Regions from separate parts of the Homo sapiens genome. Here region 2 is linked to region 1. A link is an interaction called in ENCODE POLR2A ChIA-PET data of the cell type or tissue named here. Cell type or tissue: A673. All regions are shown on one strand.

Region 1 (5,000 bases):
GCCAGGATGGTCTCGATCTCCTGACCTCGTGATCCACCTGCCTCGGCCTCCCGAAGTTTTATTTGGGTTTTAAAAAACCAACAAATGAAAATGGTTCAGAGATCTACTTAAGAAATGGAGATAATCCAGGTATATATATGGTGATTCACCTCTGCCACTCTTCTTGGTTAGGATTCCCGTTTGGGATTAAGATACATTATTAATCAAGTCTCTTATGATTTCTACTTACTTGGGGTCAGCCCTAGCTCATCTAGTATGTAAAGAAAAACACCCTGCTTCCTCTGGACAGTTGAGCCTCCGCTATGGAGCATGGCTGTGCAAGCAGAATAAGGGCTGGCTTTCAGCTCCACTTGCCCCTTTGGTCTGGCATCCTTGTTCAGTGAACAACTTGCACACTTATGTGTGGTAACCTTGCTCCCAAATATCAATTGACCTAGAACACATACCATGTTTCATGTAAGTAATTTGAGTCGTTCTCAAATTACTTACAGAAGGTCACACAGATAGTAACAGAGCCAAGATTTGAACCTAGGTTTGCATGGCTCGGGACCCCAATCCTTAACACTACACTCTACTCCCTTTGTAATAACAAGGTATAATTAAAATTCAAGCAATTTAAGGTAAAATAATAAAAATGTCAGTTACATATCTGAATAAGGAGAAAACACCTCTCTCTAAATCTCATTATGAACTCTTTTGAATTGCCAAAATAAAGGTCATCATTGTAAGTAATCATAACACATTGACATCTTACAGAGACTAAAAGGAATTCATAGAGCCTGCCTAGTGATGGACAGTGATTACAGTTTACGCTAGTTTCTAATGCAGGATTCAAATAGCTTTTTTTCTGCCATCATTGAGAAACTCAGTTGAATTGATCTTTAGTCCCTGAGTTAAGTACTTCTGTATGTCATCATCTTGGCCCCTGCATTGATTAAGACAGATATAAATCCTCCATGTGAGCTGTGTCTTAACTCTAGATCCAGGAAGGACAATGAGAGTACAAAATGAGCCGCTTGAATTGCAGAAATTTTTTTTTTACACCTTACCTCTTCATCACAACTAATTCTGACACTGAATTATTAAATAAGCTTTGAGGATATGAAGAAACGAGCCTCGGAAATTTTTTTTACATCCTAATTTCCAACCCAAGATCAAAGAAGCTTACTCAGCCAGAAAATAGTCAGATTGCTGGGACTATGTTTTAAAGTAATTCTCCATCTGGTCTGCTTTTGAAGGAGCAGTGAATTAATCACATGGAAGTGTAAGTTAACAGGAAGTATAAAGCTATCCACAAACAAACAAATAAATGAACACGCAAAACAAAAAAATCCACTTTATACACAAAATAGAAAGCAAAAGAATGGAGGTAACTGTAAGCAACTCCGTACCCTAAAACATCTTTTTTACATAAAATGGAAAATTTTAGAAAATGGAGTTTACCTTTTCTCGTGAAAATAGAGAATGATGTTTGCCAAATATTGTCAGTTCTCTACCCACTTGATATGTGACAAGATTGTACTTTCATTCTTGTGTAGTTGGGTAGATCCAGGTAACTAAATTGCACCAATGAAATCTGCTCAGAAGTGATCTGTGTTATTTGGGGGCTGAGCATTTAATTGAGTATGACTGAACTTGCAAAGCTCACATTTTACTCTAGCAAAGGACTGGCAATAACGTTTTCAATACTGGCTGATTCATCACTCTGAGTCCCTGTGTGGCTATAATGAGTAGGCCCTTACGGCCAACCCAAGATATTTAAGCACTAAAATATATGTTACTATAACTTTTACTGATAATATCTTTAATGAGTACTGTGCACACAAATCTAGTGCTGGCCAGATACAAAGATAAATATGTTGTAGTCTGGATTGCCAAGGCTGCTGGATATACCTTAAACTTTAGACCACTGACTTCAAATGCAAGGTTAAGTGGCTCCTATATTCATGGCATAATGTCACAGTTATTCAATGTAATTCTACTTTTATGTTTAAAAAATGTGAATGAATACATTACATAATGGAAGGAAATGCGCTAAAATTTAAATATGGACTTTACCGGGAAGTGACTTTTACTTTCTTCTACATTTGTTTTACCAGTTTTCTGTAATATTTATAAAAGCATGAATTACTTTTGTGATAAAAATTAAATTTTGGCTACACAAAAAGTAAACTTAAAAAAAGTTGATATCAGTTCTATTTTTTAGAATTTATGTAATTTTACTGAAGTATATAGATGTAGTATAATTCTCATTCCGGATTGTAGGACTAATCTTTCTAAACAAATCAGTCATATATAACATACTTTTTTAGTATCAACCTCACCCTATCCCATCTAGCTGCCAAAAGTGTTTTGTATTTCATTGTTTCAAAAGTGTTCTGGTGAGCAAAATCATGTACATGGAATACCTCACCAAACTCTGTCTTAGCAAGGCTGATTTCTTTCAGGTATGCTGCACAAATACACTTTTATGGCTCTTCACTTCATGCAGTCATCTTCAAGGACTTAGTATTTACTATGACCTCTTTCTCCTGTAAATATGGAAAATCCACTTCAGTTCCCACTGTCATTTTCAGTGATTTTAATAAATTACAAAAGTCTTATAAGACTCTTCCACCCATATCTTCCCCCAGTTCCCCACACTTTGCATTTCCTATTGCCTCTGGGCCTGAAGTTTCATTCATTTGAAAACTATTCTTGGAAAGATCTCCCCTCCTCCAGCTGTTAATCTGTCATTAAGGGACCATAAGTAATTCAGATATACTACACTATTATGCAACCTCAACAGAGTGGGAAAAATCATTTGCTTCACTGTCAATGTAAAAACTTTTATCTTCTTTGACAGTTTTATTTAGAAAACCTCAGCTTTATTTTAATTTGATTCTAATGATGGCTTTCAGAAAATGATTTGAGTAAGTAAAAGTTTAGTGCAATGACAGCTGTCATGATTTCTGTGGTGCTTTCTCTCAAGGAGTATTTATTGAAAAGATGCATTTGAAATACAATGCATCATTTTTGGCACAGTGGATGGAAGTTAATTATTCAGAGCTGGTAATGTGGTAGTATTTACTCAGTGGGGAATTTAAGTAAGAAAGGTCCATTTGTTTTATCTTCTCTCATTCCTAGCCAATGCTTCCTTGAGCAAAACTGAGATTCACAGAAATCCCCATGGCATTTGAACGTACAGTAATTGCTGTTGATTGTCCTTACAAGGTAAAATGGCCATCACATTTTCTAATAATAAAAATGATGACTTGAAATTAATTCAGAGTGCAGTGGGTAATGAATGGATTTTTTTAGTTCAGTTTTTATGTGGGCTGCTGTGTGGAAATGAAGGGTAGAGGTATTTATAACAATCTGAAGCTGCTTTATTTTGGAAGTATATTAATGGAATTAAGCATAATTATGACTCTCACTAAATTTTCAAACTTATTTTCATGTAGTGGGGAATACTAACCACATATGACCTTGTAAGTCTGTAATGAATTTATCCTTGGTTGGTGGTGGTTAAGACACAGAGACCCAAGTCTTCATTCCAAAAATAATTTTGTAATACTTCCAAATAAGAAGTATTTAAATCAGCTTTCCACAAAGCCCAAATAATGGACTAACTCAACAATGGCAGTTCATGTAGGTATCAGTAATTTTTCTGTAGAATATCTTGCCTTATAGAAATAAGGGCAAAATACTGAGAGCTGAAGAAGCGAAACTATGGATATCTGCATATCTTCAGTCTTAAAAGATGTATATGTAAGCAACCTGAAAAATCCATCACTGTACAACTACTAAATTAATAACACTTTAAATGATTTTAAGACTGCATTGTGGTTTCAAAGGAACAGCTAGTTAAGGTTAGCTCAGGAATGAACATTTAATATAAAATGTGTGGTGGATTTTTTTCTCTTAAGGCTTATTTTATTTCAGAATTATAATGATATAAAATGACTAACAAGTAAAATATAAGTCAAAGAGAAACAGTCCTTTGCTTGCTTTGTTTGGCTGGATGCAGAGAGGGGTGGGAAAGTGCTGCTTTGCAACTCTTGAAGAGAAAGCCTTTCAGAAGAGTGTCTTCAGATATCACAGAAGGATTTGTTTCAAATAGTTACTTGCGGCAATGCATTGTCTCTGGGGAAGCTGACATATTCCAATAAGAGATGACACTAAACGTTAGACTTTATATTTTGTGATTTTTTTATTAGGAATTAAGTGAAAGGGAGAAAGTTCTTTTCTTTTTTTATTTCTTCTTTTTTCCAGATTGCATCTTTATGCTGTTTCTCAGCCTTCACTGATGAAAAAACACATTAGTAAGAGGATTATGTTTACCATTCTACCCTAATTAATTTAAATGGAAAAGTTCAAACTAAGCAATGAAGCTTTTCTAAATCTGAAAATGTTCCCAATCTAAAGATCCAGAGGCCCAAATATATAAGCTCTGTCTGCATAATTTAGGCAGGACGGTAAACACAGCTTTGAGAAATTTTAAGCCATGCTTTCTAGACAGCATTAGCTTTTATCCTCACTAGAAGAAATCTTATAATACCTTGCTGAATTGTTCCATTGTGTTTAAACAAAAAACACACAGATTTGGCAAATGATAAAAAGGACACTAATTTCAAAATATCTAAAAGAAGACAATTCACTACTTAATAGAAAGTTGTACATTGGGCTACCATCTAATTCATGTAGATAAGTATTTTGTTAGTTAACACTTGTCTAAGTTTATTCAAGAAACATCTAATAGGCTGGATGGCATTCCAGAATAGTAATCCTGAAAAACAGGTACTTTGATGTCTGCTATAATTCACATGTTTGTTTGTTTAACTGCTTGCATTTAATCTTTTTTTGGTATGTGTTTCTATTTGGCTTGGATATGGGTAACTTATAATTGTACCATATGTCCCTCCTACACAGGAAAAATAGGCTCTACAAAGTCAGTCCTCTGGACCTCAGTAGCAGACTTTGGATAGAGTGAGAGGGATGAGGGAGAAACATTCCTTCTC
Region 2 (5,000 bases), 170 kb after region 1:
ACTTTAAAATGTATTATTACAAATATCTCCTCTGCATATGTCTGCAGAAGCCTCTGACTTGATCAACATCAAGATCTCTCTGCATGAAAATGGTCCTTGAAAAGTTGCATTATTTTTTGTTAATAAAAATATCTCCTCCTTCCCCTGAGCAAGGCTTTGGAATGAGGGCCAAATGATCAATCCACGCCACATGCAATTTTTATTTATCCTTGCCAGTAACCCTAAGTTCAAGGCTATCCAAAGACTGCCAGACTGAGTTGGTGAATCTCTGTCAAGGGAGAGATTATATGATTTTTACAGTTCAGCTGGAAAAGGAGCAAAGTTTATTATCTATCTATCCTGCTAGGCAGCAACTGTCTATAATATTCTGCTTTCTCTCTTTTTAAATCCCTCTGTGCTGTTTTGAGTGAAACAGGGAACCAGCGTCCGCCATCTGACAGTTCCTCCAGGTCTTTTAAGGTAATTAAACCTCTCTTTAAGCAAAATCTCTCATCATATTACAGGGCTGGAAATTTACAGAACTGTGGCATAGACATAGTTTAAAGTCATGTCTTTTGAACTTCAGCATTGCTTTTGCAGTAATAAGAGGGTGAAATTAACCGTAATTACAGTCAAAATTAGTTGCATAATGCTGTGTGCATCTCATCAGTACATTATGTTCTGAGCAGGCAAAGAGAATAGAGTTACCTGGAAATTAGGGTAGTTTTCAAGTAAGGTGTGCTAATCCTGATTCATGTGATGGTTTTGCAATTGGTCTGGTGCTCAACTGCAGGCTCTGCACAATTGGAACAGAATGCTGTCTCCAGTAAATTAAGAGAGTATATAAGAGATATCTGAATTGCATATATGTTAAGGCAGGGTGGGGAAAAACATTAGGACCTTTTAAATCAAAACTTCTCATTTTACAGAGTACTGAGGCCCAGATACTGTATTCATTTGTCTATTGATTCCTGGAAAGATTCTATTTTTAGTGTCACTCAAATAATAAGCGTCCTGACAAATCTACTGCTTCTTAGAGAAGGAATCAAGAAAGCTTTCCCCTATTGTTCTAATCCACAAATCCTTGGGATTATTTTGAATCCTTGGACCTCAAGGAAGCTTTTGCATCAATCTCCAGCATAGACACCCACTATTGCAAACATGCACCTGCAAGATCTTAATATTCTCCTCTCAATGCCACATTGCCAGAGAGGCAATGTGACACACAGGAGGTGAGGGACCATAGGTGTGAATCCTGTTCACCCAGACCTAGCCAACTCACCTAAAATAAATCACTGGACCTATGTAACAGTGATTTCTTAAGCAGCAAAACTTGGATAATAATACATTCCTATAAAGTTGTTGTAAGGATTAAGCAAGGTTATATAGATGAGAATACCTGGCACATAAAGAATATTAAATACAAGATTCAGAGACAGAACCTTGTGCACATGGACATATGTGTCTTGGGACTAATGTACTTGTGTTCAATTTCCAGTTCTGGACTTACTAACAATGTAACCTTGGATTAGTTACTTTAGCATTCTGAGTCCCCAATTTCCAATTTGCAAAATGGTACCGATGAGCTCTCCTTGGTAAAGCTGGATTGAGTAAGGATATTTAATGTGTGTTAGGCATCTAGCAGTGTGCAGCACAAAGAAGGCACTCAGCATGTGAGCTTTTATCCACGTCTAAACCGAAGTTTACTTTATAATGATGGCTTAGTCCTGAGCCTTCTATATCCCAATGAATTCAAAATTGCTATATCCAGCCCAGACATTACCTTTGAATTCCCATGCCACCTACTTACTTGGCATTGCTACCAGAACCCCAGACTTAACATGTCCCAAACTGAACTCCCTGAACTGAATACCAACTATCATCCATCATCCCCTACATTGTGACTGAAATTCACATCTTGTCACCATTCTTCACCAGCTGCTCATTCCCTGCCCAACATTCCCTACCCCGATTTTATGTACCTGCTGCATCTCTTCCTTCAAGTCTGAGCTTAAGTATAGTCATGGAGAGGCTTTCTTTGTTCATGCAATCCAAGTAGATCCACGAAGCTTTTCTGTTTCTTAACATCCTACACTTTACCTTTATATATGTATCATTATGTATATAATGCATGTTTATTTATTTATTTACTTGTTTATTGTCCATCTTTCTCAATACTGGAAACTCTAATGCTTTTTTTTTTAACAGAGTGAGTGAATAAACAACTACGATTTGTGGCAAGTTGCATTTATTTGTTTATATTCTCCTACGTGCATGTGATGTTATCAAAATGAGTTCAGCATAATATTCATTCATTTGTTCATTCATTCAAGAAATGTTCTGACGTGTCCTGGGCCCTGAGGTAGGGCAAAAGATAAACTAAAGTAAATGTGACACATTTCCTACCATTGATGTGCTTCCTTTCTTGATGGAAAGATAGATGAACAAACGAAACCCAACATAGAGTAATTAATGCTTTAATAGTGCTGTAGGAAAAGTCATTGGAGGGACAACATAATTCAGCTGAAGAGTTTCAGAAACAAGGCATCATAACATGGGTGATATATTAGCTGGGACTTGGAGAAAGTTGACCTATTGGAGAACAGCCTTCTTCCAGAGGATAAGTCGGCAGAACATGATCATACTTGATTAATGGCTACTAGAAAATAATGAATCACATGTCTAATTTCTACATTAGAAAAATAAATTAATGGCAAGTAGATTTATTTTTATGTAAGGAATATTATACAATAAGAGATAGTCATCATATTTTACATTTTCCTTTTACATATAAACACTTCCCCTTAGACAATCTAAAATCTTCATATCTTCTCTTCCTTTCTTATATATTTATTGTTACCTCTTTTCCAGTGAAGGGCCCTTTGCTTCTGAACATTCTTTCCTGACAGAGCTTATTTACTTGGATGAATGTTGAAAGAATATTTATTACTCTCTCAGGTAACATTCCATGAGTCATTTGCAGTGAATATTCTGTTTGGTTGTTAGGCACTTTGTAGGCCTGAGTGACAATACTTTTATGTAGTATATGGTTGGCATATTGTACATCCCCTAATTCATTTAATGGAAATATCAGTCAAAATATAAGGATAAAATTAAAACCTGATAAAAAGCTTCAAAGCCACAAAAAATTCTTAGAGCAACTGGAGGACCCAAAGCATTAAAAACTTTTGGGCACTAAATCAGAGACTAGATTTTCTTTCTTTTTGTTTTTGCCTTGGCAATTTATTTGGCTCTATGCACCAAAAGACAAGCCTTAAAGATAACAAGGCTTTTATGCACTATCACTGAAAAATTTTGGCTTATCCTTTAAGGGATTTTTCTTTTATGCAACCATACCCATATTTACCCAAGAATTTTTAGAAGCCATTTAACAAGCAGAGATTGAGAAAGTGATTATCAAGTCTGGGCTCAGGAGAAAAAGTACTTCAGCCTGGGTAAACATTTTTGTGGTGGAGAAAAACAAGGCATTAAAGTGTGGAGGCGATTAATGTTTCTGTTTTGAACTTCATGTTGTAAGACTCTCCAAACTCCATGTGGGTGGAAAAATCTGAGGTTCAGGCTGAAACAGGAACTGCAATTCTCTGAAATTCCGCACAAGAATATTTTGTTTTTCATTTGAGAATTTGGTAAACAAGTTTGCCCCTGCAATAAACAGAGACTGTGACAGTACCCTGCAGGAATTATACTGCAGATGTTTGAAAACACGAACCTTCAAAAGCATAGGTAAATTACATTCTCTCAAGAACGAATATTTCTATGCTACTTAGAATCATGTCTTGCTTCGTATTTTAATCTTCTACCCTATTGCAAGGGACAGGTGACTTTCTATATTTACCTCAGAAAGAAATAGAAACAGGTAAAGACAGTAAGCTAAGTTTTAGATTTGAAATCGCCACCTAGAAATTGTTCCCTAGAAGCCAACTAAATATCCTAAAGTTGTTTTCCTAGTCAACATATCATTTCTTATGTGTATTTATTCTTCCATATAACATGTTTGCTCAAAAATAAGATGCAAAAAAATAGCTACTGTACACTGAATGACATAGTTTGCCAAGCAATGTCTTTGGCATCTTGTACACATTAACTGAATCTTCACAATAACTTTATGATATAGATGACAATGAAGGTTCACAAGTTGAAGCAGTAGGAATATAATGCTATTTCATGAAAATTCGCTGAACTTTTATGAAGGCCCTTTAAATTTATACTTGAAATAAATATTATATGAAATACAGAAGCTCCTATGAAACAAAATATAAAAAGAACATTGTGACTAAAAACATCACAACATTTGGGATGTGTAAATTATACTTGAACACCTTGCTTTAATACATAAAATAATACTAATAAACTTAATAATAGATAATTATCAATTATCTATTGGTAATTACCCTCTAAAAATGCCTGAGCTGTGAATTCTTACTTTGGTATGTAAAAATCCCCTGTGATGTTCTTCTTCTTTTTTTTTTTTTTTTTTTTTTGAGATGTAGTCTCGCTCTGTCACCTAGGCTGGAGAGCAGTGGCATCATCTTGGCTCACTGCAACCTCTGCCTCCCAGGTTCAAGCAGTTCTCCCACCTCAGCCTCCCCAGCAGCTGGGATTACAGGCATGTGCCACCACACCCAGCTAATTTTTGTACTTTTAGTAGAGATGGAGTTTCACCATGTTGGCCAGACTGTTCTGAAACTCCTGACCTCAGGTGATCTGCCCGCCTCAGCCTCCCAAAGTGCTGGTATTACAGGTATGAGCCACAGCACCTGGATGATCTTCATTTTATCTAAACACCTTGTAATGGCAACATGAAATAGCACAGGATGTGTTTTTGGTGGCTGCTTTTATGTAATACAGAGTTTTCATGAACTATTTACTATTTGTCAACAATCTGGCAGACAGTAGCACATCAGACAGTATATGAACTAGAAATTGAGTATTATTTCATCACTTTTATGGGATTGCAGAATTTTATCTACATTGTTGAAAAAAAGAGAAATATGTAAGAC

The links. ChIA-PET counts read pairs that join two places held together with the same protein. Peaks named below come from ENCODE experiments on the same cell type or tissue, not always from the same donor. Only the 100,000 strongest peaks of a DNase experiment are listed, where the experiment ranks them.
Region 2: POLR2A ChIA-PET joins it to region 1 with 5 read pairs; 2 of 35 experiments call an interaction of 5 or more read pairs at or near these places.

The regions. Positions count from the first base shown.
Region 1 is chr3:178,098,301-178,103,300 of GRCh38, forward strand. No RefSeq gene overlaps it. Among named protein-coding and RNA genes, the nearest start is that of LINC02015, 280 kb to the left of the region's middle. In A673, no CTCF peak of the experiment used is centred here; a DNase peak (open chromatin) is centred at 2,851.
Region 2 is chr3:178,272,548-178,277,547 of GRCh38, forward strand. The region is part of intron 2 of LOC105374235 (a long non-coding RNA gene); the gene reads right to left. Among named protein-coding and RNA genes, the nearest start is that of LINC01014, 140 kb to the right of the region's middle. In A673, no CTCF peak of the experiment used is centred here; no DNase peak of the experiment used is centred here.